5 separate regions of the Mus musculus genome follow, and all the other regions are linked to region 3. A link is a loop called in an ENCODE intact Hi-C map of the cell type or tissue named here. Cell type or tissue: left cerebral cortex. All regions are shown on one strand. Region 1 holds the start of Ccne2 (cyclin E2). Region 2 holds the start of Gm46843 (a long non-coding RNA gene). Region 3 has its middle 38 kb from the start of 2610301B20Rik. Region 4 has its middle 9.6 kb from the start of Gm35429. Region 5 holds the start of Ndufaf6 (NADH:ubiquinone oxidoreductase complex assembly factor 6).

Region 1 (5,000 bases), 280 kb before region 3:
TACTGTTCATTTAAAAATGTTCTAATTTTAACTAGGCAAATTTAAGCTACATTTTAAAAAGTAGTTCAGTTCTGCTATGTCTAGAAACATTTACCAAGCAAGTTAAGTAAAACCCAAGTTTGGGTTTTAAGTATATCACTTGCTATCATTTGCAAATATCTCATGTAGAATGATACATGCTTACTTTCAGTAAGTGAAGCACTAAAAGACAAACAAACCCCCCCCCCAAAATCAAGTTTCCATATTTTATATTAAAGTCAAAAGAAAATACCTGGCATTGCTTTAATTCTACCACTTTTAATGTTTAGCATAAAGTTACTAAAAAATTTTCTTTACCTTAAATCTGGCAGAGGTGAGGGATTAATAAAAAGATTTTTAAATCTGTAATTTGTAAATCTAGAGAAGTCACTTGTTCCTATTTCTTTATGGGGTGTTTCAATGATAATGCAAGGGCTGATTCCTCCAGACAGTACAGGTGGCCAACAATTCTGTCATTTCAAAACAGAAAGAGAAAAACTTGTTAGTGCATTAAGAAACCTTGGCTTTTGTTCTACAATTTCAAATGATAGCCAATTTGATGTTCGTATTTTATTTTTGTTTTGTGTTTTGTTTTTTTCGAGACAGGGTTTCTCTGTGTATCCCTGGCTGTCCTGGAACTCACTCTGTAGACCAGGCTGGCCTCTGCCTCCCAAGTGCTGGGATTAAAGGCATGCGCCACCACGCCCAGCCCTGTATTTTATTTTTAAAGCCATATAATTCATATTAGTCTTCTTAAGTTAGATAACGAAGCCTGGTAATACAAGGTAATACAATACTTAATGTACTGAAATAATAACATGCATTTTAATGTAAAGTGAAATAATTTTAAGACTAGTTCTCTGAATCTAGAAATTCTAGCAAGGATACTTTTTTAAAAAATAGCTCTTTTTAACGTGTTTTCTAATACTTGAATGTGAAAACATCAAAAAATTTAGTCAAGTGGAATCACTTAGAGAATCTTTTTGAAAGAATTACCATCTCCAAGTAAACACATAGGAAGGGATCCCAAAGCCGGGTTGCCAAACTGACAGTGATCTCACATCCTTTTTATGCCACTCATTAGCTATTAGGGCCCTCCACTGTAGTCTGAAAATGAACAAAGAGCAGTATATAGGCAGACCTAGTATACCAGCCAGCTCCAAAAGGGAGGGATTTACCAAAGGGAACCAGCTGCTTCTAAGCCATCTACACTGCAGCTGTAGGACTCAGGCTTATATGAACCTCCTTCAAGTTCACCTCTAAAGTATCAGAATCTTCCCACTATAAGGCAATAACACATGATTCCACTCTTATTCTTCCCCAGCCCACCCTGTCCAGTTCTGCATTACCCTAATCTCATACTGATGCTTCTTGGTGATCTCCTCTTTTCTTTTTTTGACATCCTGAAGAATAGAAAAGAACATGTAAACTAAGGTTTCAGCAAGGAATATTTTTCCCTTTCTCCCTCTTTTTCCTTAAATCACCTGTGCTGTTTTTCTCTTCTTGGCCTGAATTATCTGGGTTTCTTGCGGAGAGTCTGGCTGGTTGGGCTGGGCATGTTGCTTAGCTTGTAAACGGCTACTGTGATGAATTGTAGAAAGGAAGCTTAATTAGTACGTCATATATTTCAAAAGCAGCAGCTAATTTTGAAACATGTCTCCAAGACTAACACTGTTACCTGCGTCTTGACATTCTCTTCAAGGACTATGAAACCTCTAAATAGGGGAGAAGAAAAACAAAATCAAGAACATAGTCATCCATAATCTTCAAGTTCCAAATTAAAACTGATTCAGAAGTTACCAACTAACGTTACTAGAAGGTGGCCTAAACCTTTAAAAATAAAACACTGCACTATTTTCTGAAATACACTCGCTATCTCAGTAATTTTACATTCATGCTTTCATTTCCTTAACTGTACACTGGGAACGCGAGTGCGTTCAGGAATTTGCAAAGTCCCCTAGCACCCTTAGATGATCATCTGGGCCATTCATGCACTCCCCAGGACAACCAGGGTGGGAAAGGCACGTCCTGGCCTCGGCCGCCAGGCGCCTGGACGAGCCTCCAAGAGCGGGCTGTGGAGAAGCCGGTTCCGCGCCAATTTGGAGAGCGGCTGTGGCGGGGAAGCAGGGGGTGGAGGGAACCTTCTGGTGTCACGTCCTCCAGGCTCCTTTCCCTCCTTCCCAGCCCCACCCGGCGGGCAGTGTCGCTTGCAGGGGTGACGGGACCCCAATTCCAGAAGAGCAGAAGGAAAGGGGGGGGGGAATTAAAGGAGAAAACCGTGCTTAAGAATCTCTCCGTGAAGTGATCCCACCTTAATCCTCTCGCGCGGGAGACCTTCCCCAAGTGAGGATGGACAGAGAAGCTCCCAGAGAAGCTTTGCCGTGGCCTCTCATTTGGGGACACACTCCATCCCCTGCCTCTGCTTGGCCTCCTGACAAGAATCCTGACAGGGACCAACCTCGGGAACCCCTGAATTCCAGTCTCCTACTTCTTGTCCCACCCCCGCCCCCCATTTTTCCTCTCCCATGGCTCCCGCCAGACGTGGTTCCCTTAGCTCCCGCATGCCCCTGTCCCCAATACCTCCTCACCGCCAGACCCTCCACAGCTCGGCTCAGCTGGCGCCGGCGCCAACTCAATATATAGGCCGGGCCCGGACCGCCCCGCACGCATGCGCCGCAGACTGACACCTCGGCCGGCGCCTTCCCCTCCCCCACCCGCGCCCGCCCAGCTCGCCCGCGCGCGCCGCGCCCTGCCCTCAGTGCGCGCGGACGGGCTGGCGGGCGGGCGGGCGCCGAGTGGCCGTACGGCTGCCCTCCTGGACCGTGCTCCTCCGCCCCTCTCGGCGCTTCACCTGCGCGCGCCGCGGCTGCACGGCTCAGAGGCTCCTCCCCCATGCTGGTTGCCCACCACAGGCTCCCGCACGCCTTCCAGTTCGCGCCGGGCCCCCTCACGGTGGCTCTTAGATCTCGGAGTGTCAGGCTACGGTTCGGCTCCGCGTTTTGGCAGAGGCCTTGGGAGGGCTGGGGTGGGGAACCCCAAGTCTCCTCAGAGGCACGGGGAGCGGGAGCCTAGGGCCCACCCCTCCGGGAGGAGCCGGCCAATGGCAGGAGAGGACGGCAGCACAACGTGGAGCGGCCGCAGAATGTAAACACGCCGGAGCGCGCCGCCCGCCACGTGCGGAGCCGGAGCCATCCGCCGGGCGACGAGCGGGCGGCGGCGCACAGGAAGGTGCCTCAGCGCGGCCGGACGAGGTACGTGGGAGCCTTGTCCCCGCGCGCCGCCGAGCGGCCACTCCGCTCTTGCCTACGGCTCCCTCCCAGAGCCCGCGCGGGAAATATTGGCGCCGCGCGCTGCCTTTCTCCTCAGACGCCTGTTCCGGGCGCTGACCACCTCTCGGGACTCCAGCGGGCGCCCTCCCCGTCCGCACGCACGAGCGCCGAGGCTCTGGGGACCTGGCCGGAGAGCAGGACGGTCCGCACCACGTGCGCGCCCGGGCCGCGCCGCGCCGCGCCGCGCCCCGCCCCGGCCCTGCCCGGCAGCCAGCGCGCCCTGCGGAGCCCGCGCGAACTGCCTGCGCGGGAGCGCCTCCCGCCTGCGAGCGCTGCCGGGACGTGGCGGGCCGCCCCGCGCCGCTCCTAAGCCCCGGGCTCCGACTACCTCTCGGCGCCCTGCGCACCCTCAGGCCGGGCTTGCGGGTGACACGGCACACACAGTCCCGTGGCGCGACGCCGCTTGGGGAACAAAGACCACCCCCAGGCCGCGGAAGCGCAGGAAGGGCTCCCGCAGGCCGGCGGTCCCGCGCTTAGCCATCCTGGTCCGGAGTGAGCCGGTGCGAGGGCGCCAAGGACAGCGGCCGCGCGGCCCGGCCCTTCCCGAGATGCACCTGGAGGCCTCCGGCCGCGGTGGGCCTTTTGTGCCACGCTGTGGTTAAGAGCCCAGGAAGGCCCTCGTCACACTTCCCGGGTCTTCGCATGGTCCTTCACACCGGCTAAAGCTTACTTTCCCAGCTTTACACGTAGACAGGATCAGAGGAGACCCAGTGCCTTGTCTAGGCCTAAGGAGCGTTCACCCAACCCATAATTGCTTATCAAGACTGGGGGGGGGGGGGGGAGTTACCTCCCTTTGCTGGAGCTGTCGTCTTGTACAGCTTGAGATCTAACCCGTTATGGCAAGAAAGCAGAGGTGTGTTATCTGAGTGGAAGTAAAACTGATGGCCTACAGCCCCGCTCCATAGTGACTTCAAGACCAGCCTAGATTATGTGAGACACTGTCCTAAAAGTGCCAACTGGTGGCCTATGTAGGTGAACTTGGCCAGGATACACTGAAAACGAGGGCTGTCGTTTACATGGGATTGGTCTTAAGTATCATAAGTCCAACCGCATAAGTTAGTGTACGTACGTCATTAAAAATGTACTGTGGGCATATCTAAGTATTACGTGAACAGAGTAGCCATAGGAAAAGCAAAATTAGAATGATTGAATCAACGAAAACTAAGATAGCAAGCTGGCAGTGGTGGTGCACACCTTTAAGATCAGAACTCAGATGGCAGAAGCAAGGGACCTCTTAAGTTTGAGGCCAGCCTCTGCTATAGAGTGAGTTCCAGGACAGCCAAGGCTAGGCAGCAAAACCCTGTCTTGAAAAACCAAAAATAAATTAAAAAGTAAAACAAGGTACTTACAAGCCTTTATACATTCAGAATGGGAAGTATGGTATGTTTTCACATGTAGAACCTACAGCTCAGTGGTAGAGCACTTGGCCTATCATGGGTTTGATCCTCAGCACTTGGAAGGCGAGACATGAAATAGGGGACTATTTGTAAAGTAGATAGTGGGAGGCAAATATGATCAAACTTTTATGCAGGCATAAAATGTTAAAATGAAACCTTTCTATATAGCTAATACATACTGATAAACATCAAATTTGAAAATGTACAGAGACTCCATATTGACCAATCATAGAGTTGATTAATAAATACAAGCTAT
Region 2 (5,000 bases), 110 kb before region 3:
CTTTGTCTCAGTTATTTTATTGCCCAGTTCCTGCCAGCCTTTGCGTTTTCATTCCTTTGTTTTGTGTAAGAGTCATTAAGCATCCGCATCCAGTAACCTCATTTGTACCTTGCCGATGTGTCACCTAACTTCCCTATTTTCTTCTGTATAAAAAGTTTGATGCTCAATTTGACAAATTACACTCAGATTCTACACAATCTTGTGTGTTGGTCTGTCATTCCCTCCAACTCCTTGCCCATCTGCACCCAGAGACCCATTCCATGCAGACAAAGGGACCCAGAGGGTCTGCGGCAAAGAAGCATTGTTGTAGTTGATTTAATGGTAAAAATCTTAAAACCTCAGCAGGGGCATGGTGGCTCATGCCTTTAGTCCCCAACACTCCAAGGGTAGAGACAGACAAATCTCCAAGTTCCAGGCTAGCCTGCTCTTCAAGGCAAGTTGGAGGACAAGCAGAGCTAACAGAGAAACTCTGCCTCAAAAACAAACCAAACCAACAAACAAATGTCAAAATTTCCTTTTAGACAAAGAGATTATTTTTTGTACATCTGCACTTGGGAAAGATAATGTTTCTTGGCTTTTTGAGTAACTGCATAAACAGTGTGTATGTGGTATGACGAATTGTGTGTGCATGTGCATGTGTGTGTTGTGTGTGTGTTGTGTGTGTGTATGTATATATGTGTGTGTGTGCATGTGTGTGTGTTGTGTGTGTGTGCGTGCATGTGTGTGTGTGTGTGTGTGTGTGTGTGTGTGTGTGTGTGTGTGCTTTCTTGTGGTGCTGGGGATTGAACAGAACACTGCCCATGTGCTAGGCATGTGCCCTACCTAATACTGAGCAATATCCATGCTCCCTAGTGAGCTTTATTTATCTTACAAAACATGCTAATTGCTCATCAACCACATTTATAAAGATGCACAAAATTATTAATCAAGAGAAATGTACATATACATTTTGCATTTTTTGTTTGTTTTATGAAATGGGGGTTTCACTTTATAGCATTGTCTGGCCTGGAACTCCCCAAGTAGGACCAGGCTGGCCTTGAACTCATAAAGATGTTCCTGCTTTAACCTCCCAAGGGCTGCGATTAAAGTATGTGCCACCACTCCCATCCTTGCATTTTTTTTTAAAATTTATTTTATGGGCCTGAGTGTTTTGCCTGTGTATATGTCTGTGCATCATGTGTGTGCCTGGTGTCTGTGGAGCCAGAAAAGGGTGTCAGGTCACTGGGATCGGTGTTGCACACAGTTGTGGGCTGCCATGTGTTGCTGGGAACTGAAGCTAGGACCTCTGAAGAGCAGCCAGTACTCATAACGGTTGAGCCATCTCTCCGCTCCCCCGAACCCTGCACCCCACATCCGCTGACATGTTGATAGTCCAGGCTGGACTTGAACACGTTACAGAACTGAGGAAAACCCTGAGCTTCAGCTCTTCTAAGGTCTGTGTGTTTTGTAATTTTGCATTTTGAACAATGTATGAATATGGCTCATCTGCTCACAACCATTATAACCATGGAATTCTCTTTAGTACACCTGTATGTTATTGTACATACTCGCTCTCTCCATGAATGTGTGTGTGTTATACTATTTTTTCCTGTGTGACATGACTTATAAAATAGTCTATTGCATTTTTACATTTCTCAAATAAATCTCTTCTTAAAATGTAAATAAGTCTTTTAAAATAAATTTGAATTTTTCCCCAGAAGTGTAATTTTAGGAATTTAATTGTCTTGTTATCTTAGACTTAAGGATATTGGACTTTCATATTAACATTTTGGATTATGATATTTAGGATTATGTCTTTTGCCTTTATGGCTCAAATCTGAGTAGAGATGATTCTAAATAATTCAGATATGGAGAACACTTAGGGCTGAGGCAGAGTACTCGAGGGAGGAAAAACTCTGCCACCTCAGTCCCCCAACCTGGAATGAAATCTTGATAGTGTGGTACAGAGCACAGCTGTGTTTTATGACTGACAGAAGTTGCTGCCACGAGGCAGTCCCTCATATATGAGGTACAGTCCCTGATATTCCCAAGTTGTTCGTGGAGAAGTGTCTTTCTAAAGGTAGCGGGGGAGGTGCCCGTTAATCTGATGAAACAGAAACAGCCAGGAGCCAGAAGAGCCGTGGGTGTCGCAAGAGCTGGGCACTGCAAAAGAAGCTGCGCTGGCACAGAACATACCAGAACCAGAAAGCAGAACCCTTCCTTCCGCACTGTCTCCCCAGCGCCCTCTACTGTCAAGAGTTCCACATCATGACAGCTGCACAGGAGAAATATTTAAAGACCCAGCTAAATTTTGGCTGAGCAAGGTGAATTTTTAGCGGAGACTGTACATCAACCACTGACAGACCTACGCATTCCTCTCCCCGCTGCGAATTCTGCGCTCACCCTTTATAATCGGAAGGCCCATGCCCCAGCTGCATATGCCTTTTTCACCGAGAAGGTCTAAGACCCAGGCCTGGGACTTTTCTTCCAGCAACCCTAGGAAGAAGCATTGTGCCCTCCCAATGTGGCACCAGATTGTTCCAGATTACGTTTCATTGACTCTGATATAGTAAACACACGTCATGGGTTTGTTTCTGAGCCACTTCTGGTGTGAGGTGGCTTTGCCTTTCCAACAGGCGAGCGGTATCCCACTATTGGAGGTTGGAGTGACCAACCCCCATGTACAATCCGTGTAAATGGAGAAAATTCCAAATACCACATGAAGGAAGGAAGGCTGACAAGCAGTGGAGGTTGCTGGAGAAGAGAAGGTAGACAGACAACAAACAGTCACAGCACTCAAAGGTAAAGTGGACATTTCTGGTTTCTTTGGAGACTCAGGTTATAATGCTGTTTTGCTGGGGCAGACCAGTGGAAGAATGTGTTGCTAAAGCAGACATGTGAAAGACCGTTTTCCTGAAGCAGACACAGGTGAAAGGATGCGTTATGTTTAGAGAGACTATAAATATGAGCCCAGACAGTGGGAACGGGAGCACTGATTCGCTTTGCTCCTCCACAGTCTTTGTTGATGACAGGCATGTATGGGTTTGCCTTATACTTTGTTGCTGAGCTTCGCCTGTGGTGACTTCATAGAGAAAAACTCACCAAAGAACTTCTCCTTAGATTCCTGCGGCTTCTTGCCACTCGTTCAGTTGGGGAGCCGTGTGGTTTTGTCTGAATTGAATTGCTCTTGCGGATTTGTGTGTGGTGTCTGTGGAGGACAGCAGTGGCTGATTTGTGTTTGGTGTGTTTGGTGTGACTGGAATGAAAACAACGAAGACTGGAATCTCCTCAAAGAACTATTTCTAAACAGGTCCACTTCCCTCGTATCCTAATAACCTTTCTTTTCTACTACCTTTGGTGGGCGGTGGGCTAGACTGGAGGTTGAACCTTACTAAAGAAGGTTGTGGAAAAGATACGCCTTCCCAAAGACTTCCTGGGAAGGTGGTCTGGGCCAATCAGAAGTGTTGAGAGAATGAGGTGCTAAGTAATAGAATCAGGAAAGGAAAGAGGGGAGACTGGGCTTTCTGGTGCGTGTCTTGCCTCTGTGAGGCCTTTTGTTTCCATGATTTGTCTGTTTGGTGCTGAGGGGTAGAACCTACAGGTTCTTGCTAGGCCAGCATTGACCTGTGTCCCCTAACCTCCTAGTTTTTTTCATGGACTGTTCTGCTCTACCTACAGATAATCTGAAGTTGTGTTTCAACATGGGTCTTCTCTTCTTTATATACCCATTCCTTCCTCCACTTGCTTTTTGTTTGTTTTATTTTTTCAAGACAGGGTTTCTCTGTCACCCTGGCTGTCCTGGAACTTGCTCTGTAGACCAGGGTGGCCTCAGACTCAGAAATGCATAGGAATGTTGAGATTAAAGCTGTGAGTCACCACCACCCAGCATTTCCCTCCCTTCCTTCCTTCTTTCCTTCCTTCCTTCCTTCCTTCCTTCCTTCCTTCCTTCCTTTCTTTTTTTCTTTTTCTAAGACAGGGTTTCTCTGTATAACATATCCCTGGCTGACCTAGAATTCACATAGATCCACTTGCTTCTGCCTCCCCAGTGCATGCTGGGATTGAAGGCATGTGCTACTGAAAAGGTCAGCTCAGGAACTTTGGAAGGTCATGGAACACTTGCTCCTCCAGAAGGGAGAGGCTAATTAACATTCCTCAGACCTGGGAGAGGAACAACCTGCGGGTGGGGACACATTCCAAAGGATGGACCCTTGCCCACCTTCAGACAAGGGAAGTCCTTGCCACTTCATTCCCTAAAGACTAATCAGTTTTAGAAGTCACACTGTTCTGCCAATCACATTGTGCCTAATGCTGCTGCACTGAAAACTGTATAAAAAGCTCAATGAAGGAGCTGTGTGTGGTTGTCACTTCACCTTCAGTGCAGGACGACCCCAATGCATTGGACCAGTAAGTTCCTCTTGCTTTTTGTATTGATTCCGGCTACATGTGGTTCACTCAGGTGTTCCCAGTAACCTAAGGCTCATCAGAGTCTTACACTACCATGCCCAGCTCCCCTCTTTCTTGAGAGAGTTTTTCATGCCCATAGCCCAGACCCTTTTTATATAATCTAGTCTGGCCTCAACAACCCTACTGCCTCAGCCTCCACATTACTGGTATTATGGGATGAGCCACAAACCCAGTTATCTTTTTTCTTCTTCAATTTCCTCCTCTTCCTCCTTCCTTTTCTCCCTCTGTTTAAATCTATCTATCTATCTATCTATCTATCTATCTATCTATCTATCTATCTATCTGTCTGTCTATCTATCTTTGTTACTGTGTAACACAGGCTGGCCTAACCTCACTATGTAGCCTGGTCTAGCCTCAGCTATCCTTCTGCTTCAACCTACCAAGTTCTGGGATTATATACACAAGCTACTGAAAGAAAATAAAATTTGAGACCTGTGATTCATGTAATTTATGTCAAATAGCCCAAAGAGTTGTTTGTGAGCTTTGAAACCTGGGGCTGAGAACATAGCAGAACAGGCCAGGACATGCCAGGGTAGGCTGGTCGTTAAGACATTCCC
Region 3 (5,000 bases):
CCCTCCATGGACTCTGCATGAGCTTTTGCCTCCAGGGTCCTGCCCTGTTGGAGTTCCTGTCCTGACTTTCTTCAGTGATGAACAGTGATGTGGAAGTGTAAGCCAAGTAAACTCCTCCCCAACTTGCTTTTTGGTCATGGCATTTTGTCACAGCAATGGAAACCCTAAGATAGGGTGTATGTTTCTGAAAGGCTGGCAGGACTTCTTGCGTTGACTGGGGAAAGAGAGGTAGAAAGAGGGATGCAGAGGCTAGGGGACTATCTGGAGGGATCTGTCTTGGGTAAGGAAGGCCACACCTGATAAGCAAAAGGGAATAGAATTAGGCAGGCTTAAAAGAAGGGTATGGCAGCAAAGAAACTCTGGTCCTGGCTGGCCTTGATTCCCAAGACTGTTATCTTACAATGTTATATACCAACTATGTCTAGAAGCATGTCCTGTTAGCCTTCTGAGCCTGTGGGTTCTTCGGTAAAATGGAGAGGCTGGAATGACGACCTGGACAATGTGACTCCCAGTTCTGGTGTTCTCTAAGTACTAACCTTCTCTCCATGGTTCCTCTGTGAAATGAAGGGACGCCCCATTCAGAAAAGGTGTGAATGGCACCAGCCATGTGGTAGGTGCCTTAGGACACATGGAGCTTAAGCACCAAGAGCTGGAGTCAACCCAGCTCTCAAGGGCACGCACAGTTCCACCCTGAGTTTAGACATCTGTGGAGAAAGCAATGGGTTAGCCCGGTGTGCAGCCTCCACCTTACCTCCCCTCCCCTCCCCTCCCACAGTGCCTTCCTCTTCGGGCACTCTCATTGGCTGGAGGCTTTGAGACCTGCAGATTGTCTGGGGAGAGGCTGCTGGCCTTCACCTTAGAGATTCTCACTGCGGAGGGGAGACCCCACCTAAGGAGCTCAGTTCTTAGTCACAGGGTGGCAAATTGAGACTAGCAGCATGTGAAGATGCAGGTGTGGGGTCACTTGGGGTCAGGTGGCTGATCTGTGGCGCTGGAGGATACATGTGGGATCCTGGGTCTAGGATATTGTCAGGGTTTAGAAAGCAAGGACCTTGAGTTCAGGGTCTGATACCATGGCAACTGGCTACAAGCACAGGTACTGAAAGGGACTTAGTTCCTGGCATCCAGCCCTTCTGTAGGGCAAGAGCATTAACAGTGGCTCATGGGCAGGAGGAAGAGGCCTTTCAAGCCCTGCAAGACCCCTGCCCAGTGTTTGTGCTCATTTCTGTAAAATCCAGGATAGACACCAGGTAAATAGTGCGTGTCATTTGGGGCGGTAGAGTAATTTCTGATTTTCTATGCATTGCATTCTTATTTTTTATTTTCTGCAGTAATTATAAAACCTTAGAAACAAAACCATACCATTGCACCCTTGGATTGCATGTGCTGAACACCCATGTTCAAAGGTCACGAAGAGATGGTCTCCTGGCCTCAAAGGCCTGTCAGCACAACTCTGCCAACCTCAGCATCTTGGACTCCAATCACTTCTTGTAATGGAGGAGTCACCTTATTGCTGTCCCCAAGTCTCCCTAGGTTCCCTGCAGTGCTGCAGGAACAGACTGGTCAGGTGAGTCAGCTAACTTGTCATATTTTATTTCCACGCTGGCTACAGGCACATCTGGGCAGAAAGCATCACCAAAGACCTCGACAAGACTTGCTAAAGTGATGCTTACTCTTTGTACCTGCAAACAGTTGTGTGGATTAGAACAGGGCATTTTGCCCAGAGGAATAACAACAGCCACTGGGAACAACAGCAGGTGGGATCTGATGAAAAACAAAGAAACAAAGAAACAAACATAATGGGTGTTTTAAAACTCTAGGCACTTTTCCCCAAGAGACCAAAGCCTGAGAACAGTGTGATTCTTGGTGCAGGTCTGCCCCCTACAGGCCAGATTCTCAATTGACTGGGTTACTTCTGTAGGGCCAGAATAGTAGGTCTAGTTCTCTGCCGCCCCGTGTCTGTTTTTTTTCACTGTGAGATGTTTCCCCAGGTAAAGTACCTTCAGGGCCTCCCTCTTTTGCCAGCTCCCTCAGCTAGGAACGTAACCTGGCGACTCAACCACACATTGGCTGCAGTAAGAATTTTAGACTATAGAAGTTTTAAGAGACATGTCTTCCCTTTCCTATCTAGGAGTAGTGTGTATTTCTAGCTCATGTGTTGACATGTATGTAGCAAGGCAGTTTCCATTTTGGTCACATTAGAGTCAGAGATGAGCCACAAGTAGATCTGTCCAGATTTGTCTTCCAGATTTAAAATAGTGCAATGCTTCAAGTATGCCTATGGATTCTAATGCCTGGTTATGATGGGGTCAAAGACACTGGACCTAAAAGACAAGTTACGATCAATCGTTTGGAAATGACCTGTTTCACTTAGCCCTACCTGTCTGATCACTAGTGCCTGCCCCTGGGCCCTCTTGCTATACACCTGGTACAGAATGATAAGCATTTAAACATTCACGTGTGCTTCGAGTGTTCCCTTCAGATGGGTCATGTTGGGTCTCCTGTTATCAGATGAAGCTTGGTGGGGCCAAAACATTTTGTGTGCTGGTTTGAATATGCTTGGCTCAGGGAGTGGCACTATTAGAGGTGTGGCCTTCTTGGAGTAACCTTGTTGGAGGAAGTGCATCACTGTAGGTATGAACAGTGAGACCCTCTTCCTAAGCACGTGGGAGCCAGTCTTCTCCCAGTGGCCTTCAGATGAAGATGTAGAACTCTCAGCAACTCCTGCACCATGCCTGCCTAGATGCTGCCATGCTTCTTGTTATGTCCGACCAGCAGCTCACATATCTGGGTTCTGTTCTGGGAAGGCATCTTGGAATCTGGAAGAGAAGAGGGAGCTAGGCGGACGAGAAAAAGATGAAGCTAAGACAAAAATTCTGATCAAAGCTCAATTTTACTAATTCGCTCACCGAGTTATGAAGGAGGGGAAGGGGCCCGATTCCCGCCAAATCATCTTGGAGTAAGGTTGCAGGTGAACACCTGGTAGCTCCGGAACAGCTAGTTGGCAGGCAGAGGCAGTGGGAGTGGCAGGACGATAGGGTGGCAAGCTCCGCCCCATGCTCTCTAACACTGAAACCTGAGCAAACAGGTTTCAGGCTGGGGAGGGGAGGTTACAGCTCCTGGCTTGATAATGGACTGAACTTCTAAACCTGTAAGTCAACCCAGTTAAATGTTGTTCTTAGTCAAGGTGTCTTTCATAGCAGTAAAGTCATAAGCAACAAAGGTTCTCTCTAGACTAATGACAGAATGTTATCTTAAATGTGTGCATTTTTACATTGATCAGAAAGCAAACATGGTGTGCTGGGTAGTTTTATGTCGGCTTGAACAAGCTGGAGTTACATTAAAGGAGGGAACCTCAGTTCGGAAAATGTCTAAGATCCAGCTATAGGGCATTTTCTTAATTAGTAATTAATTGGGTACCATTTTGTGTGGTGCAATTCCTGGGCTGGTGGTCCTGGGTTCTATAAGAAAGCAGGCTGAACAAGTCATGATGAGCAAGTCAGTAAGCAGCATCCTTCCATGGCCTCTGCATGAGTTTCTGCCTCCAGGTTCCTTCCCTCACTGCTTTTGATGATGAACCGTTCTATAGAACTGTGAATGAAACAAACCCTTCCCCCCCCCCCCCCCAAGTTGCTTTTGGTCATGAAGTTTCATCGCAGCAATAGTAACCCTAACTAAACATTCAGTTATACACTAGAATAAAGGGGAGACGTTTTAAATAGCACTGATGCTGGACTTGGGGCCTGGGTATTGGCACTTCTGAATGTTTTCCCGTCAACCAGTCTAAAACCATATTACTGTAGAAATGCTGGGGTCACACATTTGTGTTGCTGCCTCTGACTTTTTATGTCCACTTCAGAGATCTGAACCTAGGTCCTAAGGCTTGTGTAACAAGCACCTTTATCCACTGAGCCATTTCTTTTTTCTTTTTCTTTTTTTCTTTTCTTTTCTTTTCTTTTCTTTTCTTTTCTTTTCTTTTCTTTTCTTTTCTTTTCTTTTCTTTTTTTTTCTGAGACAGGGTTTCTCTGTATAGCCCTGGCTGTCCTGGAACTCACTTTGTAGACCAGGCTGGCCTCGAACTCAGAGATCCACCTGCCTCTGCCTCCCGAGTGCTGAGATTAAAGGTGTGTGCCACCATGCCCGGCTCACTGAACCATTTCTTGAGTGCTGAAATGACAGGCTTCAACTAGTGTGCTTGAATGTTTAAAAATTTTTTAAAAGAACAGCATTCCTATAATTGAAGCTAGAAGATTAAGTCAAATTCTCTCTTTACAAATGAACTCAGAACACAGCGGCTTCTGGTGTGCCAGGGAGCAATAATGTCTGAGACAGACTTCTTACAGCACCAAGAAATGATAAAGGGTTGGCCTTAATCTCCCAAGATGGAAAGCAAAGGGAAGAAGAGTCTGTGTCACTACGCTGTGGTGGGTGGGGGCAGCAAGGCAGTCAGGACTCTACAATGCTTCTTGGCACTTTTGGTCTCAGGACCCTTTTACAGACTTTAAAAAAAAAAATATTTACTTATTTATTTTATATATGTGAGTATATTGTCACCGTCTTCAGACACACCAGAAGAGGGCATCAGATCCCATTACAGATGGTTGTGAGCCGCCATGTGGTGGCTGGGAATCGAAATCAGGACCTCTGGAAGAGCAATCAGTGCTCTTAACTGCTGAGCCATCTCTTCAGCCCCCCTTTTATACTCTTAAGAACAGGATCCCCAAGAGCTTCTCTGTGGCTACAGAAACATGACACTAGAAATTAGGAAAAGAGTGAAAATACATAAACTTAAAAATCTGCCCCATGCACACAAATTCTTATAATTATTTCTATGGCAATAAATGTATTTTCTAAAATATATGTAAAAAAGGATGATATTTATTTTGCATTTCTGCCAATTTCTTTAATATCTGGCTTAATGGAAGGCAGCTGGACCTTATCCCCCTGCATTCATCTCTTTAGTTCAGTTGTTTTCGTTGAAGCCTTAGAAGAAAATTGGC
Region 4 (5,000 bases), 140 kb before region 3:
TGAGCCACAGCCTCGGTTGTTCAGCATCAGCTCGGCTGTGACTCCATATCAGTGGGAATTATACTAACAGGATTGCTCTGAGCAGCCATCAAGAGGTTGTGCATTTTGTTTGTTTGTTTGCTTTTTTTGAGGCAGGATTTACTTTGTCTGACTTGGCTACCCTAGAAATTGCCAGGTAGACTAGGCTGGCCTTGAACTTCTAGAACCTCTGCTTCAGGGACTAAAGGTGTGTACCACTACACCCAACAGGAAATGTGCATATTTTAAAAGATTTATTTCTTATTATATGTAAGTATACTGTAGCTGTCTTCAGACATGCCAGAGGATGGCATCAGATCTCATTATGGATGGTTGTGAGCCATCATGTGGTTGCTGGGATTTGAACTCAGAACCTTCGGTGCTCTTAACCGCTGAGCCATTTCTCCAGCCCTAGAAATGTGCATTTTTAATTTATTTTATTTATTTACTTATTTTGTTTTTCCCCAGACAGTATTTCTCTGTGTAGCCTTAGCTGTCTTAGAACTTGCTCGAACTCAAAGATCCACTTACTTCTGCCTCCAAAGTTCCAGGAGTCAAGTGGCTAAATTTTAGATTATAAAACACTTACTGGTTGCACAGATTAAAAGTATTTACATGGCTGCTCTCTAGCAGATTAGGATGATGAGTGAGACATTCCTGTGACCAGGTTTGTGGCAAGTCCTTCCAGCTTTTTCCAGGCTCTTATTTCTCCCATTTCCGTGGTTCTTGGCAGGTGACTCTAGTCTTTGTTTTAGCTATGAATTAGTGTTTACTTTAGTTGTGCATTAGTAATAGTTTAAAATAATACAGTTTTGCAAATAAAATCCAAAAGAGAACGTTGGAAGGGCAAGGCTATAGGGCTCGAGTCGCCTTAGCCTTCCCAGTGCCTTCTGATTGACAGCACCTGGGAGTCATTGCATGGGTGCGTGAGGGCCCAGTTGCTTGTGTCAGCAAGTATTTGTTTGATTCTGGTGCTGCAAGGCTGTCTCCGGGGAGTCTTCCAGCTAATCCTCAGAGGCAAGTACATGGAAACGGGACTCACTTCTTGGGATTCTGAAGCAGCCTGGGTTGAAGAGTTCCCGAGTCTTTGTTAGCATTGTGGCCAGTGTTTGGAGATAAATTTGGCAGCAACTGCTAAATATCTTGGCTCCTGCCAAAGGGTCTTAAAGAGAGCAGAGACTCGGCTGAATCCTTAGTGGCTCAGCAAACACTTGAGCACTTTCTAAGATGCTTTGATTTGATGTTACAGACTTGATGAGCTGAAGTTTCCTCAAGGCTAAAATGAGAGCATCATTTAGTGTTGTTAATTTCCTGGCATGAAGAACTCTCTTAGTCCAAAGGAAGGAAGGAAGGAAGGAAGGAAGGAAGGAAGGAAGGAAGGAAGGAAGGAAGGAAGAACACCTGTAATCCTGGCACTTAGGAGGTGGAGGAGGAGGACCAGGGTCACCAGGGTCATCCTCTAGTGAGTTTAAGGCCAGCTAGCCTAGATGAGACCATGCCTCAAAAATCCAAAAATAAAAGTAAATAAAGGTAGGCCAACTTCTAAAGGAAAGTTTGTGAATACAAATGCCCATATCCTCTGGCCTGGTGAAACATTTTGAATTAAGATCAGAGAACTGGTGTTTGCCTTACCCATTTCAGCAAACCTCCAGGTGCCCTTGGATTCTAGCTGTTTTAGTTGGTACAAATTTAATTTTTTTTTAAAGACACTAGCCCAATTGATGACTTGACCAGGAAGATCCTCAGATTGTAAACACTACGCAGACAGTTAAAGTAAAACAAAGCATTAAGCCTACTGTTTGTTTCCATAACAAGACTGGGCAAGAAGCCACACAGGGAACTGGGATTGACTGAAATGGGTCAGAAGGAGGCAGACTGGCCACTCACCTGCTTCTCCTTATGATGAAAATTACTGTGTGGTAAACATTATTTCCTAAAAATTAGGGTCCTGGGGCTGCCTTACAGAGGGCCTGGGTTGAGTTCCCAGGACCACATAGCCCACAACTGTGCCTACCTGGTAACAGGTGATCTGAAGGCCTCTCTGGCCTCCGAAGGAACCAGGCACTGTGTTGCACATGCATACATGCAGGCAGACCAATCGTACACATAAAGAGTTTTACGAAGGTCCCTTCAAGCAGTAGGATGGTGGGAGGCAGGCGATTGCTGTGCGACTGGCTGACAGGTGACCATGACATCACACAGGCCACTTTTTATTCAGGGTCAGCAGGATGCTCAATGGTGAATGCACTCAGAGTTCAGGCAGAGCCTCCAGAGTTCAATCTTAGAATCCCTGACGGGAGGACAGGATGGCTCCTACACGCTGTCCTGTGACCTCCACACACATGCGGTCCCACGCACATAGTGCACACACATACACACACACACACGTGACAGCTGAGTGAAGCATACAGTATTCAAGAATCTCGATTGCTGGCTACAATCAGAAAACAGGCTGAGAGGAAGGATAAGTAAGTCAGAGGACGCAGTAAGGGGTTTGGCGTTTAAGATACGTATTTTGTATGTGCGCTCATGATTATTGTTTACAGTGTTTCTAATGTAAGCATTCCTTGGATAAACAATGCCTTTTGACTCAGAGCTAGGAAGTCCTCGTTATTTAATGAGCCTGTGGGCTGACTTTTTTTTTTCTCTTGCACAAATCCTGTTTGCCTTTGAGTCACCTTTTCTCATTAAACATCCCTGCCTGGCTTCGCTGTGCCAGGCTTCGCTGTGTTTTCTATTTTATTTTTAATCCTGACCCCTCTCCTGGAGGCTCAGTTATGTAATAATGCTCTGTGTGTTTCAGCACAGGCCGGCAACATGAACTACTCAACGACCAAATTCAAGAGCTGTATAAGCCTGGAGTCCTTTTATAGGCGGGCAGGATTCCATAGGAACTCCACATTAATGATTCAGAAAGCTGTTTCAGTAAGTCTATGCTTGTTTCTTGGGGCAGTCGTCTATGCGATACTAATTTCCAAATGCACTGCGTTCTCCTTCCTTAGCAGAAGGATGCTGCTGCCATCCCTCACTTGTAGGCTGTGTGTGGCTGATTGAATCCTGCTCTCTTAAGATATTGTGAAACACTGAATATTGTTGTTTTTACACAGCCTACTTCTTGTACTCATTACAGGAATATTGGGGCCAAACAAACACAGTAGAGGATAATTATTAAATGTTTTAAAGATTTATTTATTTTATGTATATGAGTACACTGTCAATCTCCTCAGACACACCAGAAGAGGGCATCAGATCCCATTACAGATGGTTGTGAGCCACCAGGTGGTTGCTGGGAATTGAACTCAGGACCTCTGGAAAAGCAGTCAGTGCTCTGAACTGCTGATCCTTCTCTCCAGCCTGAGGATAATTATTTTTTAAATCAACCATTTCATAAGTAAGAAATAACCACCATTAAATGAATTAAGTCCTCCCCATTTTTTTCTCAACATACATGTAACATTAAAAATGGTATCCAGCTAGGCACTGTGCCACATGTCTATGATCGCAGCACTACCAAGGTAGAGGCAGACACCTTGTCTCAAATCCAACTAACCAACCAACAAAATAGCTGTGGAGGAGAGCCGGGTATGGTGGACATGCCTTTAATCCCAGCACTCTGAAGGCAAAGGTTGGCAGATCTCTGTGAGTTTGAAATCAACTTCGCCTACATAGTGAGTTCTAGGACAGCCAGAGCTACATAGTGAGACCCTATCTTGGGAAAAAAAATTAGCAAAACAAACAAGGATGAGGGGTAAAGATGGACAGACGGAAGCCTAGGGATGAAGAAGAGCAGGAACTGCTTGTGAGAGGACCAGAGTTGGGCTCCCAGCACTGCAGGGTAGCTCAAAACCACCGCACTCCAGCCCCACAGGCTCCTGCCCTCATGTTCAGATATACACATAATTAAAATAAATATGAAAAATAGATGGAGGGGAAGATGCTAATATAGGCACACAAAAGCTTTAAAATTTTTCAACTGTATTGTTTTTGTTTTTGTTTTTTCAAGTTAGGTTTTTTTTTAGCCCTGGCTGTCCTGGAACTTGCTCTGTAGACCTAACTGGCCTTGAACTCACAGAGATCCACCTGCCTCTGTTGACCCAGTGCTGGGATTAGAGAAGTGTGCCTCCACCCACCTACTGGCTTTCAATTGTCTTTTAAAATGTTTTAGTGGGGCTAGTGAGATGGCTCAATGGGTAAGAGCACCCGACTGCTCTTCCAAAGGTCTGAAGTTCAAATCCCAGCAACCACATGGTGGCTCACAACCATCCGTAATGAGATCTGATGCCCTCTTCTGGTGTGTCTGAAGACAGCTACAGTGTACTTACATTAAATAAATAAATAAATAAATAAATATTTAAAAAAATAATAAAATAAAATGTTTTAGTAAGTCTGATGACCAAAGTCCTGTCCCCCAAACCCGAGGTGAAGAGGGAGAACCAGCTGACCCCCAAAGCTATCCTCTGACCTTCATGTGTGTGCCACACTTCATGTCCCCCTCATCATGCACACATACGCTAATAATAAGCTATAAAAATTGATTTTGTCTTTTTGGGGTTTGTTTTTGATAAAGTTTCCCTGTGTAGCCCTGGCTGTCCTGGAACACACTCTGTAGATCAGGCTGGCCTCAAACTCAAAGATCCAAAATCGACCTGCCTCTGCCTCCCGAGTGCTGGGACTAAAGGTGTGCACCACCACAGCTCAGCTGGTGTAGAAATTTTAAAGAAGGAAATTGTATTACTCAGGCTTCTTTAGAATAACAGAACGTATAGAATGTGTGTGTGTGTGTGTGTGTGTGTGTGTGTGTGTGTGTGTGTGTGTGTAGAAAGGGGATTTATTTAAGAATAACTTAGTCTGTGGTCCCGCTAATCCAACAATGGCTGACTGTAGCTGCTCAGTCCATGAGGCTGGATGTCTCAGACTGCCTTCAGTATACACTGGAATCCTGAAGAGGTAGGTTGTAATGCCAGTGAAGGAATGGACGTACT
Region 5 (5,000 bases), 160 kb before region 3:
ACATACACACACACACACACACACACACATACACACACACACATACACACACACACACACACACACACACACACACATACACACACACATACACACACTTTCTCCTCCTAACACTAGGTAGGAGAGAAAGAAGAATAGAGGAGAGAGAGAAGAGAGAGAGAGAGAGAGAGAGAGAGAGAGAGAGAGAGAGATGTATCCCTGGATCTAATTTCTTTCCTTTTGTTTCTTCTTTGACTTCAGCTACTAACAAACCACAACCAACCTCCCTGATGACCAAGCGCTGTTGAGGTTTGGTCTCATGCTGTGTATTGTAATGCTAAATACTGGCCCCCAAGTCTGGTTGCCCTCAGGGACAAGGAAATCCTCACATACACCAAGTGATGCTATTTAACCCTGATCCTTAATTTAAAACTATTGGTTGGATAAAGATGCCTAAGGCCTATAGTTGAGCAGAAAAGAGGTAGGCAGGGTTTTGGTTCCTAGGCTGGAGATCTGAGAGTTGGGAGACAGAAGGTGAAGGAGAAAACGCCATGGGAAAAGGGATCATGAAAACTGGTCATGAGGGCTGGCCACTCCTAGTAAGAGCAGCCTAGTCGGAATATGGCAGGTATTATCTTAGGGTTATTGACAGAGGAGTAGATACTAACAGCATAGAGGGTGGATATCTGCTAAGCTCTAGTGCTTTAAAGACTTATTATAAATATTGAAGTTTTGTGTCTTTTATCTGGGAACTGAATGAGCTAAGGTGAGGTAGAAACCCTTGATTGAGATTAAAGATTTACTGCAACAAACAACCATTCCCCCTTGCCTCTCTGGGCTTAACACTTATATACCCTCAGAAGGGTTCCCAGAATACCAAAGGTCACACAATCACAGAAACTATTTGCAGCTGGCAAAACCGTACTCTGCTAGAGCACGAGGCAAACCATAGTCAGCTGCTGTGTCAGCCCCACATCCTTACATCTGGGATGTAAACAAAAGTACATCCGTGTAATATTTCTCTGTTTTTTTAAAGAAACCAAAATTCCAGAGTTTGCAAAAGGTCCTCCTTGGAGCTGGAATTACAGGTGGTTGTGAACCACCTGATGTGTATGCTGGGAGCTGACATAGCTAGGCTCCTCTGAAAGTGCTCTTTTTTCTTTTTTTAAAATTGAAAGTGGTTTTTCATACAATATATTCTGGTTGTGGTTTCCTCTCCCCTACCTCCTTGGAGATCACCCCCACTTCCCCGCTAAGTCTACACCCTCTCTTTCTCTCCTTCATTAGAGTACAAACAATTGTTCTTAACCACTGATCCATCTCCCCATCTATCCTTTGAATTCTTTATCTTTTTCCCCCTAACTCTCAAATGCTGGCATTATATGTGCATGCCACTATACCTATAGACTATTCAATTAATAATAGTTGGTAACAACATATCATTTGTAGTATAGTATCATTTTATTGTATTTTAAACTGTTGTATTTAAGTATTTAAATTAGCACATTATGGCATGTACATAATGTATTTCAACATTTGCCTCCCATTACCCTCTTTTGTCTCCTGCCCCTCTGAGCCTCCTTTTTGTCTTCTGAGCTCCTTCACCTCATCTGGTACTATCTTACCATTTTACTGACTGACCCATCTCTCTAGCCTTATACTGGAATTCTAAATTCTCCACAGGCAAAAGGCTTTGGCCTGATTCCTGGCTGAGAGGCTACTTTTCTATCTCAGGTTCACAACTTCCTCTTTTTGTCTTGCTTCAACCTCACTGTGTAGTGTAGGCTGACTTTGAACACTCAACACTTCCTGTCTCAGCCTTCTTAGTGCTGGCGTTACAGATGACAGAGGCAAGTCAGATTTTACAACATCGAGGGACTGTCAATGGGTTAAAGCAGGAAACAAATGACTCCATGCTCTTGGGCTTTTAGAGTGTTGTGAGAGACAACTAACAGCAAATGATATATTGTTACTGTTAAAAAAGAAAAAGGAGCCGGGCGTGGTGGCGCTCGCCTTTAATCCCAGCACTCAGGAGGCAGAGGCATGCGGATTTTGAGTTCGAGGCCAGCCTGGTCTACAAAGTGAGTTCCAGGTCAGCCAGGGCTACACAGAGGAACCCTGTCTCGAAAAACAAAAGAAACAAAAAACAAACAAAAAGAAAAGGAAAAGGAAAAGAAAGCAAAAGGAAAGAAATTAAATTTTGTCTCTGTCTCTCTCCCCCTTCCTCTCCTTCCCCTTTATCCTTAGTGGTTGATAATGGAGGCATAACCTGGTGCATCTCTCAAGCATCTTTGTGTTTTTCTCTTGGAGGTAGAGTGGCTAATCAGTGTACCTGTTCAGGGCTATGCTGGGAGGTCTCTGGGAATGTGTGTGGGTGAATAGTGGGCATTCAGGTACAACAAGCTTCCAGCAGTGCGGTTACAAGTGTCAATAGCGCCCTTGAAGAGGATCAAGAGAGGATGGGGGTCTCTGGGGTGACAGGATGTAACGTCAGTCGCTTCTTTAAAAAGCAGGCACCCATCCCTTTTGGCGTTCTGGGGTTCTGTGGGAGTGGACGCTGGAGAGGACAACCAAGTCACCAATGTGCAGGATTATAGCGACACCTGGCTCTGGTCTGAGTGGCGTCCTTCCTTTGCGGAGTTGCAGAGATCTGCCGGGGGCGTGGCCACTTTCCGGGGGGCGTGGCCTCAGGGTCGGAGGGCACCCGAAGCGGGTGTCATGGCGACCTCCATGCTGGGTTCTGTCCGCGGCCCAAGGCCATTCGGTTTGGCTAACCTGTTCCATCGCCAGCCGCCTCGGGATGCGTGGGAACGTGTGCGGCGCCTGCCGGGGCCCTCGGCGGTCCGGCGCAGCGTGGCGGCGGCCAGCGGGCCAGGCATCCCCGGTTCCCACCTCTACTGCCTGGAGCTGCTGAGGTGAGTGGCCGCGCCCGGGGGACATCCCCGAGAGCCCAGAGCCTGTGGAACGCAGAGCGCTGAACCCCGAGCCTGGGGCTGCGTCCTCCGGGTCCTGCGTTCTGCTGGGCTCTGTGCCCGTGCTTGGAGAAGGAGACCGCAGGCCTGTTCACGTGGCTCAGCACATCCTCTGCCTGAACCCTAACGTTAATGGACCCTACAACCTTTGCATGCATAGCACTTTTTATTCATGGACAGCTAGTGACTTTAACACCGTTAACTGGCTTTGGGCTCTGTGTGCTGCACTATTAAAAGTAATTCACGGGGCCTGCGCATTTTTAGGTCCATTGGTAGGGTGCTTGCCCAGCGTGCTTTGGATAAACACATCTCACAAAAGTTGGCACACTCACTTTTGACGCATCTTCTTAGGAGGTACTGGCCAGAGGTTTAGATTTAACTACAAAGCAACCTCAAAGCTAAAATTTTGTTTACAAAAGTAAAGTCCAAAGCAGCTTATTTAATTCTCCTTTCAAGTTGTGATTCCCATCAAGGGAGTTTAAGAGTTAGAGCATTAAGAGCTGGAGAAATGGGTTAGCGGTTAAGAGAACAGGCTCAGGTTTGATTCCCAGCCCCGACACGAGATCTAATGCTCTCTTCTGGCCTTCTTGAGCACCAGGTAAGCAGTGTATAGACATATGTGTACGCAAACACTCATACACATAAAAATAAATACAATTTTTAAGATGAAGTTTAATAATTTCAAGGGAACAAGGGATTTGCCAGAGATTTACAAGAACAGCCTCATGACTTGTGTTTTGTTCACCTGGTGTCAGGAAAGACATCTGGGATTTCCTCTGTAGACATGTGTGGGGGTTGGGCCTGATGGGAATTGAGCCCTATGAATAATCTATGGCTTAATTACATCCACCCACACCGCCCCTGCATTTTGCCCTCCCTGCTAACAGCAGTTATCCGGTATGGTTTTTGTTTGTTTTGAGACAGGGTTTTTATGTAGCTGTGGTTGACCCTGTAGACCAGGCTGGCCTGGAACTCCTTCTGGTCTCTGCCTCTCAAGTGTCGGGTCTTTTTTGTTTTGTTTTGTTGTTTTTATTGTGTGTTATTTTTATTTCACGTGTATGCGTGCTTTGCTTGTGTGTATGAACTGTGTGCATGCCTAGTGCCACCGATCAGATTTTCTGGAACAGTTGTGAACCAATGTGATGTTGGGAATCACACCTCTGGAAGAACAGCTCTTAAGTACACAGCCAAATGCCTGCTTTGAAGGGCTTTAGAGTGTAACTAAAATAACTAAATCACCTTGGATCTGATTAGGGAAGCAAATCTGAGAAATGCAATTGCTTCTGTGTTTGCCAAGAGTTTCAGGTTCCCCTGACTCTGACCAAGTACTGAGTTTACAAGCTTTGGCTGTCAACCTGCCATGTTTGGTTGCTGTTTTCTTTATGGTGCTGGAGGCTGAGCTCACAGCCTGGCGATGCTAGACAAGATCTGCCCCACTGAGCTATATGATAGCCATCATAGTCCTAGACAGCTTCTCACATGTTTTCAAAAGCTGCCCTTGAAATCATGAAATTGTGGACTCGCCGTCTCTTGCTGTAGACGCCTGAGTATGCACCATACCCATTCTCTGGATACTCAAATTTCTGTAGACTTTTGCCAAACTTGTTTCTGGTATTCTTTTGACAATCAGTCTTTCCATTCTTTGAATCTTTGCTTTATGTTTAAGATGTCATTAGCTTGTTTTATATTTTCTCTGGCCCCAGCTTGGGACATCACTCTTTCAAGAGTGCCTGGAGTTCTTAGGAACCAATGTCCATATTTAGGTAATTGTGTTTTTTTGTTTGTTTGTTTGTTTTGTTTTTTGGTGGTGTATTTTTTTTTTTTTCCGAGACAGGGTTTCTCTGCATAGCCCTGGCTGTCCTGGAACTCACTTTGTAGATCAGGCTGGCCTCGAACTGAGAAATCTGTCTGCCTCTGCCTCCCAAGTGCTGGGATTAAAGGCGTGCGTCACCACACCCGGCTGGTTTTATTTTTGACGCCAGGGCTGAGTGGGTTATTTGTGCTTCTAGGTTCTTTTAGCAAATGCAAAAACACAGACACACATTGTTT

The links. Hi-C counts contacts between places; a loop is a spot of excess contacts. Peaks named below come from ENCODE experiments on the same cell type or tissue, not always from the same donor. Only the 100,000 strongest peaks of a DNase experiment are listed, where the experiment ranks them.
Region 1: a loop joins it to region 3, with 3 times the contacts of the local background. A loop is called at or near these places in 8 of 42 quality-filtered maps.
Region 2: it touches region 3 in a loop (3-fold over the local background); 19 of 42 quality-filtered maps call a loop at or near these places.
Region 4: it touches region 3 in a loop (2.9-fold over the local background); 12 of 42 quality-filtered maps call a loop at or near these places.
Region 5: it touches region 3 in a loop (2.7-fold over the local background); 23 of 42 quality-filtered maps call a loop at or near these places.

What each region holds. Positions count from the first base shown.
Region 1 is chr4:11,189,414-11,194,413 of GRCm38, reverse strand. It overlaps Ccne2 (cyclin E2), which reads right to left and starts at 2,705. Exons shown (of 12, transcript NM_001282943.1): 1 at 2,599-2,705; 2 at 1,697-1,733; 3 at 1,503-1,599; 4 at 1,368-1,421; 5 at 337-488. The coding sequence starts at 1,710. It overlaps A630034I12Rik (a long non-coding RNA gene), which reads left to right and starts at 3,184. Exons shown (of 3, transcript XR_001784240.1): 1 at 3,184-3,269. In left cerebral cortex, CTCF peaks have their summits at 2,051 and 3,308; DNase peaks (open chromatin) are centred at 2,376, 2,725, 3,153, 3,900 and 1 more place; H3K4me3 peaks cover 2,652 bases; H3K27ac peaks cover 1,045 bases.
Region 2 is chr4:11,023,652-11,028,651 of GRCm38, reverse strand. Gm46843 (a long non-coding RNA gene) reads left to right here and starts at 1,952. Exons shown (of 2, transcript XR_001784238.1): 1 at 1,952-2,781. In left cerebral cortex, a CTCF peak has its summit at 2,224 (motif pointing left); a DNase peak (open chromatin) is centred at 2,176; H3K27ac peaks cover 823 bases.
Region 3 is chr4:10,909,690-10,914,689 of GRCm38, reverse strand. No RefSeq gene overlaps it. Among named protein-coding and RNA genes, the nearest start is that of 2610301B20Rik, 38 kb to the right of the region's middle. In left cerebral cortex, a CTCF peak has its summit at 1,894 (motif pointing left); a DNase peak (open chromatin) is centred at 1,881.
Region 4 is chr4:11,045,348-11,050,347 of GRCm38, reverse strand. It overlaps a transcript of Ndufaf6 not described here. Among named protein-coding and RNA genes, the nearest start is that of Gm35429, 9.6 kb to the right of the region's middle. In left cerebral cortex, no CTCF peak of the experiment used is centred here; DNase peaks (open chromatin) are centred at 1,089 and 2,841.
Region 5 is chr4:11,073,874-11,078,873 of GRCm38, reverse strand. It overlaps Ndufaf6 (NADH:ubiquinone oxidoreductase complex assembly factor 6), which reads left to right and starts at 2,669. Exons shown (of 9, transcript NM_001085493.2): 1 at 2,669-2,894. The coding sequence starts at 2,698. In left cerebral cortex, a CTCF peak has its summit at 2,583; DNase peaks (open chromatin) are centred at 2,632 and 2,981; H3K4me3 peaks cover 1,281 bases; H3K27ac peaks cover 793 bases.